Linked DNA regions of Homo sapiens: all the other regions are linked to region 2. Evidence: chromatin contacts called from ENCODE Hi-C or POLR2A ChIA-PET data. All regions are on one chromosome and are shown on one strand. Each heading gives the region's core, a stretch centred on a gene start or an enhancer-like site at or near the end of the contact. The rest is flanking DNA. Distances are from core to core; before and after follow the strand shown.

Region 1 (2,995 bases), core at 83-2,582, 320 kb before region 2:
GGGGTATAGTCATCCCTTCTATGGGCATGAGTGTACAACTGTAAGTGCTGAGCATCATTTTAACAACTATGCCAAAAGAACAGCACAGATCAGAAATACGCACTTACAGGAGAAAATTTGCAAATGGTCGCACTGTTATGTGAGTGAGCACCTGTGGCTTGGGACATAGCCTCCAGAGGAACATAGATTTGAAGGGTGCTGTTGCTCAAACAACTCAGACAATCATGCTTACTGGTGTCAAGGTAGATTATGTAAGCTTCAAGTAACATGTAAATATGCACATATATATTATGTGTAACTAATATGCAAACCCCCATGAAATGTTAAGAGAGGAAAAATAATCTTTTTAAAATTACTATTTTATGTTGTATGAAATCTTAATTATATGTTAGTAAATTAATAAATTGATTATTCCAAGTTGATTTTTTAAGTAGTCAGCAACACTTTGTGGGAGATCTTTTCATTGAGAAGATAAGGGATGACATGACACTTGGGTTAATCTCATATTTATGTATGTGCAACTTACATTGAAACTCACCAGTGTGGTCATTTCTAAGTCAGCTCAACTAATTTTATATGAAAACGCTGGGAGAAATGTCAATGTGGCATCCAGAGTAGACAATGTGTGCTAGACAATCTCTTGCTCTTTTCTGTACCATCTCCTCTACTGCAGAGACTGGAAATGTGGATGCTGCATTTCTCAGCCTCTGTGACCAGCGGGGTTACACAGTAGGTTCTTCAATGAGAGGTGCTCATGCAAGATCTGGAAGACGGGAAAGAAGGAAGAGTCATTATTACCCCTGAAGGGCCATGAGGAGCCAGTACTTTTGCAGGCAGCTGGCATAAGGCTTTAGCACTGATGGGTCTCTGGGCAGCCCCCCATGAACTGCTGATTTCAGTGCTGCAGGATCTGAGATTGCTGGAAACTGTCCCTGCAATTTCTGTAGCTCCTGAGTTCCTAAGCTGTTTGTAGCCGTGGCTTCCCTGACCTTGCAACCCCAGGTCTTCAAATCATTTCAAAGCCTCTACTTCCTGTGTTGTCTCTTCCTCCTTGAGATACTCAGAGTTACTTTAGTTTGCCTGATGGAAGTGTCACTGATACAGATTGTCAGCAGATCTCTCTGATTCAGGCTTCAGCTGCCCCTGGCCTTGGTTCTTGGCCTCTGAGACTCCTCAGCACCACCTGCTCCCCTTTTTAAAAATGTTAGAGTGGCATGAAATGGATCAGTGAACAAAACACAGAGTTCCCCATCATTGCTGGTGTGCCAACGAATACCTCAAGTTCACTAACCACATACGTGATGTGGGGAATCTCCAGGAAGGGGGCCCTGTGGGTCTATGAGTCAGGCCCCACATTGAGACTCTGAAGCCAGAAACCTGAGCTCTTGAAGAGGCTCAGCGCCTTGGGTAACCTCTTCTAACCTCCTCCCCTGGATATATATTTTACCTGGCCCCTCAAAATTGACCTGTGTCTGCAAGCCCAAGGTGAGTGCAATTTTAGTGCCAAAGCAACGCCACCATGGATGTAAGGAGGCTAGGCCTGAAGGCAGAGCAAAAATGAACTTAGAGAAAGTGAGAGCCACAGTCCTTCGCAGACAGCATTGGCTTGGGGCAGGGTTCACTTTTTAGAGGAGGGAACTAGAGCAGTCACTGTCCTTCCAGAAAATACCCTCCCCTGGTGTATTAGTCTGTTTTCACACTGCTGATAAAGACATATCCAAGACTGGGCAATGTACAAAAGAAAGAGTTTTAATGAACTTACAGTGCTGCGTGGCTGGGGAGGCCTCACAATCATGGCAGAAGGTGAAAGGTACGTCTCATGTGGTAGCAGACAAGAGAAGAGAGTTTGTGCAGGGAGACTCCCATTCTCAAAGCCGTCGGATCTCATGAGACTTATTCACCTGGGAAGTCTTTTATTCTTCCTATTGCTGCCGAGTCAGGCGAGGTCTCCCTGTTCTTCCACCCCTCCCTGGCCTGTCATCTACTTAGTGTCGCCGTCTGTCTATACAGCAGTCAGCATTTCCCAAAGCCAGCATGTATTCAAGGGAGCAAGAAATTATCAATTTATTTATATTTTTGTAACTCAACTGAATCTCTATTTGGGGTCTATATTAGTAAAAGCACAGCTTCAGTAGAGGCTATAGAGGTATAGGCTCTTACGACATTGAGTTCCCACAATATTTCCTTAAATAAGAGGGAGGTTTATTTCTCTCACACATCGCAGTCCAGAGCAGGAGGGAGCTCTGCATCTCTCCCTGGAGTGCCCAAGCTGGTGAGATGTCTCTGCCATCCTCGATGTGAGGCTCCCCATCTCTGGCTCTAAGCTGGGTGGCTCAATTGTTGTCATCACATGGTCAAGTGCAATTCTTCTGCCGTAGGTTTGAAATTGCAGACTTTGGAGGGTGAGAGACACATACAGGGTGGGAGAAGAAGCTTCATTGTTAAGTACAAGAAACGAGAGTTGCACACACCACTGTTTTCATATCCCATTTTCCTTGAGACAATGGGTAGAATAGTGGCTCCCAAAGACGTCCTTGACTTAATCTTCAAAACCTTGAATATGTTGCCTTACTTGGCATAAGAGACTTTGCAAAGATGTTTAAGGTTAAGAACCTTGAGATAAGGGGATGATCTTAGATTACCCAGGAGGGCTCAATGTGTTTGTGTGAATCCTTAAACACGGAGAAGGTTTCCTGGCTATAGTCAGTCAGAAAGGCATGTCATGACAGAAAAAGGATCAGAAGAGAGAGAGATGTGAGCTTTGAAGATGGAAGAAAGGGCCATGAGCCAGGGACTGCATGCCTCCTTAAGAGCCAGAAGGGTTAAGAGAATGGATGCAACTCTGGAACCACCAGAAGGAACACTGGCCCTGCCAACACCTTGATCTTAGCACAGTGAGACTTGTATCAGAATTCTGGCCTCTGAAACCATAAGAAGGTAAAATTGTGTTGCTTTAGGTGGCTAAGTCTATAGAAATTTGTTGCAGCAGCAATGG
Region 2 (2,995 bases), core at 193-2,692:
CAATCACTACATGCCATTTTGAAGAACATAAACGTAACCTACATAAAATGACTATATAAAGAACCCTTGCTTCCTTCTGAAAATGCTTCAAAATTCTAGATTAAATTCTCCCCCAAAGTATCATGCTCAGCATGTCATAAAGAAAGGTGCCTTTATTGTCAACTCTTGAAAATAAATGCTGCCCTACTTTTTTTTACTCTTGAATTTCAGTCTCAACAGATGGGCAATTCCAGTTTAAAAAAAAAGAAGAAGAAAAGAAAAACACACACACAATAATTAATGAAGTTCTTCAACAGTTCCCTAAAACCAACATCCTCCCAATAGCAAATTGTATTTCCAAGTTGTTCCAAGAAAGGGACACAGGAAAGGGAAGGGAAGAGTCTATACAAAGGAAAACAAAAATGAGTGACTTGAAAGAAAGGACATCAGAAAAATGGGTGGCCTCAACAGGAACCTATAGTGTCTGACTCTGCTGCTGTCTGTCGAATTTAATTCTACCACCTAAGAGTTTTGAGACGAGAACCACAATACTATTTCGGTGGTAGGAAAAACTATGCGTTGCCCCTGAATGGAGCTGCAACAGTAAAGGATGCCACCCTGCCAGGTAAGGACAGAATGAGGAGGAACTGTCAAACGGTTATGAAAGTCCCTTGCAAAACACACAAGCGGCTCTAACTGCCTTGCACCAGACAGACCCTCAAGTACAGGATCACGGGGCCTCCCCGCGATGTGACAGGGAAATAACGGGCGGCCTCGCGGTCCCCAGGCCTGGCTGCTATCCTCAGGGGTCGGCCTCCCCTCTCAGGTCTCAAGTCAAAGGTCACATCCTCTGAGATGCCCTCCCGGATCACCTAACCTAAAGAGCCTCGCCCCCATTCCTCTAGCCCGCAACTGCCTGTCCCGTTTCTAAGAAAGCATTTCCGTATCCGCAAAACATCGCAGCTGCGTGTGTTGTTTCCCTTCTACAGAGTGAGCTCTGCGGGGCAGGGGCCTCGCCTGCGCTGTTCACCCGGAGCCCCGCCTGACAGAACCGGCTTCCCGGTGAGGCCCGAGGCGGCGTTTGCGAGCTCGGCCGCGACACCACGCGCGTCCAGAACGTGGAGCTCAGATGGGGGCCGGCCTGGCCAGTCCAGGCATCCCCGGGGGCGCCTGCGGGGCCTGAACGAGACAAGGAAGGAGCGGACGCCCGCGCAGGCGGAAGCCACGCGGCGGAGCGCGGTCCCGCGGGGCGACCGAGGCTGACGGCGACTCCCGCACCCCGGTGGACCCACAGGCCGCCCGGAAGGCCCAGTGCCGGCCCCAGCCCCGGCCGCCCGCCTCCGCGCCCCCGGCTCGGCGCGCGAGTCCTCGAGCCGTGTCGCCTGCGGCCTCCCTACCCTAAGCCGCAGACCCGTCGCGTTCTGCCCAGTACGAACTTCCCGCCGCTTTCGCCGACTCGTAACTCGGCAGCGGCGCCGGCCCCTTCGCACCCTGCAGTATGGAGCCTTCCCATTGGCTCGGAGGCGACGAGGAGGGGCGGGACGAGTGGTAACGCGAGGCGCGGGGCGGAGGCTACGCTAGCCCCGCGCCTCCCCGGGAATGCCGGGAGCTGTGGTCCAGCGCTCCCAAGGCATCCTGGGAGTTGGAGTCTCTTAGCGGCAAAGGGAGATCCCCGTCCTTCTGCTCCCTGGTCTTCTAGGAAATGTGGTTTACAGCCTTGTTCGTAGTAGCTTGATTTATTAAGTGTATTGGCAGAGAGTTGGGTGTAAAATAAGTTTCCTGTTTCTGTTAGGATTAAATGAAATAATCTATAGGCAGTACTTTAAACTTAGTTGGTGCTCAATAAATAGCAGATAGTGTTAGTATTATTCTGCCCACTCATTGATATGTGTCTAAATCCTACCTGTTTTTCGAAGCCTATTTCAAAGCATATCTCAATGTCTACCTAATCATCTATAGTGTTTCATCTGTAATCAACGTATGCCACAGTTTGCATTGTGTTTATTATTTATTTTTATTTATTTATTTTTTTGAGACGGAGTCTCACTCTGTCGCCCAGGCTGGAGTACAGTGGCACAGTCTCGGCTCACTGCAAGCTCCGTCTCCCGGGTTCACGCCATTCTCCTGCCTCAGCCTCCCGAGTAGCTGGGACTACAGGCGCTCGCCATCACGCCCAGCTAATTTTTTTCTGTTTTTAGTAGAGACGGGGTTTCACCGTGTTAGCCAGGATGGTCTCGATCTCCTGACCTTGTGATCCGCCCGCCTTGGCCTCGCCAAGTGCTGGGATTACAGGCGTGAGCCACCGCGCCCGGCCGCATTGTGTTTATTATAATCAGCTAAGTCTCCATCACCCATGAGGCTGAGAGCTTATTGGGCACTGGGTCATTGTTCTAGGTCAAAATCACTGAAGTCACAGGCAGAGGGAGATTAACAATGAAGCCAATGAAGCGTAAGCTTCAGGACCTCACTTGCGCAGGTCCCTCAATGAGTTTACATAGCTTTGGGGGTTTATTTGTCGATTTTACTTTTCTTTTTCTTTTTTTTAAAGATATAGTCTCACTTTGTCACCCAGGCTGCAATGCATTGGCGCGATCTCGGTTCACTGCAGCCACGACCTCCTGGGCTCAAGCAATCCTCCCACCTCAACCCTCCGAGTAGCTGGGATTACACGCACAGGCCACCACTTCTGGCTAATTTTTGTATTTTTTGTAGAGACAGGGTTTGACCATGTTGCCCAGGCTGGTCTTGAACTCCTGAGCTCAAACAATCCACCCCGCCTCAGCCTCCCAAAGTGCTAGAATTACAGGCATGAGCCACCACACCCAGCTGATTTTTCTTAAAGTAGATCCCCCAAAATTATGTGAGCTTCAGTCCCTACAAAACCTGGAATCACTCTGTCCATTAGACAGGGCAATATTGTGCCTGATGTCTTACATTTTCCCCTCCAGATACCCTCATCTGCTCCAAATACTTCTCCTGCCTGCCCTCTGCCCCAGGAGGCTGACCTCTACAAATT
Region 3 (2,912 bases), core at 139-2,638, 430 kb after region 2:
CAGGCACTCTATGGATAGCGTCAATGCAATTATGCAGCCTCAAAGTCCTGGGCTCAAGCGATCCTTCCGCCTCAGCCTCCACAAGCAGGTACCACCATGCTTCCGTTTTAGAACATAAACTCCTTGAAGGTTCGGCCTGATTCTTGACACTGTTCACATGATCAACTGTGGTGACTTTCATTTAATGGACCTTAACAAATATTTCTGAATGAAGAGCAAGGGAATCTAAGTTACTGAGAATACTTGAGATGAGTCTACAAAGAATGAGGGAAATCAACAATCCAAGCAACTGCATACAAAGTACCCTGGTTCTAAAACGAAAAGGTGGTTGTGGAAAGGGGAACCAGATGTTTCTCCATCTACCAATATTTTGGGCTGTATTTCCAAGGCATTCATGAAAGTTGCCGAGACAGTAAACATTTCACTCCTTAAACTGGTCGTCTTAATTCACTGTGATTAAACAGCTGTATGTTTCAGGACTCTGTTCAGGTTCGTGCCCTACTCATATCATTTAATCTTCCCAACAAATCCATGCACATAAGATTTTAATCCGCTCACACTCGGCAAAGGAGGCAACGTGGGCTCGGGGAGGGCAGTGGCCGCTCAAAGTGGCTGGGCGGCTAATAGGTGTCAGTGCCGGGATTCTAACGAAGGACATCTGGCTTCTGGGCCATAGAACACCCGCACCCAGGCCTTTCGAGGTTGACTTAACTTAACAGCCGGCTCCGCCTCTGCAGGAGTTACCTCCCAAAAGGCAGAAATACGATTGCGCAGACTGCCAGAACAGCCCAAGTTCTTCACCCAGGTTCCGGCGGGGTCAGGAGCCTTTAGCATTTCTCAAGGAATGCAGTTTTGCCCACAGATGCTTCGAAAACCCAAGTTTCCTGATCGTTGCTATGACACACCCAGGATTAAGCGAGCGTATGCGAGAAGCGCTCTGCAAACCGCCAGGCAAACGGCAACGAAGAAGCTGCCTCAGAAACAATACCTGAATGAGGCGGGGGCCGAAGAACTTGCTGACAATGGGCACCGGTCAATGCTCGGGTGCGGGCGGGGATGCTCGAGAAGGGCTCCAGTCCTCCCAGCGGAGACGGCGGAGCCCCAAGTGTGCGTTTCCGGGGCGCCGAGGTCTGAGGGGAGCCGGGAGAGCCAGGCCGGCCAGACCGGCCCCCAGACCCCTCTTAACACGGGCGCGGGGCCCCTGCAGCCTGCCGCCCCTCTCGGCCCAGCCAGCTGCATGGCGTCGCGTCCCCATCCGGAAGGCCTGACGGCCCGCCGGCGCCCCGAGCCCCTAGCCCTTCTCGGGGGCCGCCCCTCGCCCGCAGCCACCCCGGCTGCCGCTCACCTGCGCGCCCGGCGTCCTCTTCTTCCTTCCTCCGGAGGCGACTGGAGCCGACCGGCGGTGCCGCCCCCTCCCTCCCCGCCTTCTTCCGCCCCGCCCCCTCGGAGCCGGAACTGCTCCAGCCCCCGCCCTTCTGCCCGCCTTCCGCGGCCCCAGTGTGGCGTCACTTCCGCCAGCGCCCGGCGGCGCGCCGGGAGTCTGGGTCTCGTGAACGCGCCAGGAGCGTCCCTACAGCCGGGAACGCGCCTCGCGGATGACAACAAATTCGTCGCGCGGCGGCAGTGGCGGTGGCTGCCTCAGCCCCTGCCGCCTCCTCTCGCGCTCTCTTGCACTCTCTCCGAGCCGGTTGGGACCCTCCTCGGAAGTCCCCTGGCCTGGGGCCAGGAGGACCCCTCTGCGTCTTGCCTCCGCCAGGCCCAGCGCGAGCGGTGCGGCGCCGGCGATGGGGTCTCCCTGAGGGACTCCCGGCACCAAATAGGGATGGAGGGGCCGCCCCAGGCTTAGGCCCCGCCGCGGCCTGGAGCCGGAGTCGCTACCCCGAGGCCGGAGCCGTCGCAACCCGCAGCCGCAGTCAGCCCAGCTGCCAGCAGTCACTATGCCTTGGCCGTTTTCGGAGTCCATCAAGAAGAGGGCCTGCCGGTACCTCCTGCAGAGGTACCTGGGCCACTTTCTGCAGGAGAAGCTGAGCCTGGAGCAGCTCAGCCTGGACCTGTACCAAGGCACCGGGTCCCTCGCCCAGGTCCCCTTGGACAAATGGGTAAGAGCTGCCGGCGGCGAGCCGGGCGGGGCTCGCTCCCCTCTTTAGGGCGCTTTGAACCAGTGCCATCCAAGATTGGTGACAGTCAGTCCCTCCTTGGGAATTGTTTGGACCCGAGTGTGACACGGCTCAGAGAAATGTGTTAGAGTGTTGTTTAATCTGTTTCTAACAAGTTTGCTCTCCTAAATCACGTGTTCCGGAAACTTTAACAGATGTAATGGAATCTACACTGTGGGAATAATTGAGTCAGTGCTTCGGGGGTCTGTGAAGCAGGCTCAATAGGTCCGTGGGAGGAGGTGACCAGAACTGTCCCTCGGGATGTGAGGGGCCGCAGGGTTTTGTGGCAAACAAACCCTGCCTTGTGGGATGACATTCTGGAAGGATTAAGGATGAAGAGGACCTTTGGATGTCAGAATCCCTAGTTATTTGTTTTGGGTTGGCTGCTTGCGCACCATGTTTGCCTTGTTTGTCATCGTGCAGCGTTTGCCATCTGGAAGAAAGTTAGGTGAAGGCCTCTTGTGCCGGTTTGCCTGCTTTTGCTTGATTATATGTTTACAAGATAGGTTTGTGTATCCAGCCTGTGAATGGTCGTCTGGCCCTAGTAGTGCTGTTGAGTTATGCCTCTTTGCTCCACGTGACAGATCGTAAAAGCAGGTGTTGCAAAAGCGCTGAAGTTGCAATTTTCAGACATTTTAAAACCTGCCTTCTACTTGTCATCTAGAGGCTGTGAATTCACTCATTGCTATACAGGTGCTTCATCTGAATTTCGACTCACCACATGCAGTCGTACCTGCATTTGTGTGTTCAATGCAT

The links. Hi-C counts contacts between places; a loop is a spot of excess contacts on that map. ChIA-PET counts read pairs that join two places held with the same protein, here RNA polymerase II (POLR2A). Pooled maps may share reads with other maps.
Region 1: a loop to region 2 is called in a map of naive thymus-derived CD4-positive, alpha-beta T cell, with 8 times the contacts of the local background. The contact joins the enhancer-like site here to the promoter of VRK1 in region 2. A Hi-C loop is called at or near these places in 3 of 168 maps with a recorded cell type or tissue (CD4-positive, alpha-beta memory T cell, HCT116 and naive thymus-derived CD4-positive, alpha-beta T cell) and 7 of 50 pooled maps. POLR2A ChIA-PET finds 5 or more read pairs at or near these places in 2 of 52 experiments (activated CD8-positive, alpha-beta memory T cell and activated naive CD4-positive, alpha-beta T cell).
Region 3: a map of CD8-positive, alpha-beta T cell shows a loop between it and region 2 (18-fold over the local background). The contact joins the promoter of GSKIP here to the promoter of VRK1 in region 2. A Hi-C loop is called at or near these places in 6 of 168 maps with a recorded cell type or tissue (CD4-positive, alpha-beta T cell, CD8-positive, alpha-beta T cell, OCI-LY7 and 2 more), 10 of 37 single-sample maps with no recorded cell type and 23 of 50 pooled maps.

What each region holds. Positions count from the first base shown.
Region 1 is chr14:97,119,013-97,122,007 of GRCh38, reverse strand. No RefSeq gene overlaps it. Among named protein-coding and RNA genes, the nearest start is that of LINC02304, 34 kb to the left of the region's middle. Within about 2 kb of position 1,332, at least 2 of the 41 ENCODE cell types and tissues checked have a DNase peak (open chromatin) inside an H3K27ac peak, as active enhancers do.
Region 2 is chr14:96,795,829-96,798,823 of GRCh38, reverse strand. VRK1 (VRK serine/threonine kinase 1) reads right to left here and starts at 1,442. Exons shown (of 13, transcript NM_003384.3): 1 at 1,377-1,442. RefSeq lists an enhancer at 585-1,116 and silencers at 1,061-1,350, 1,361-1,560.
Region 3 is chr14:96,362,002-96,364,913 of GRCh38, reverse strand. It overlaps GSKIP (GSK3B interacting protein), which reads right to left and starts at 1,388. Exons shown (of 4, transcript NM_016472.5): 1 at 1,346-1,388. ATG2B (autophagy related 2B) reads left to right here and starts at 1,573. Exons shown (of 42, transcript NM_018036.7): 1 at 1,573-2,099. The coding sequence starts at 1,938. RefSeq lists a silencer at 1,116-1,465 and enhancers at 667-1,487, 1,408-1,702.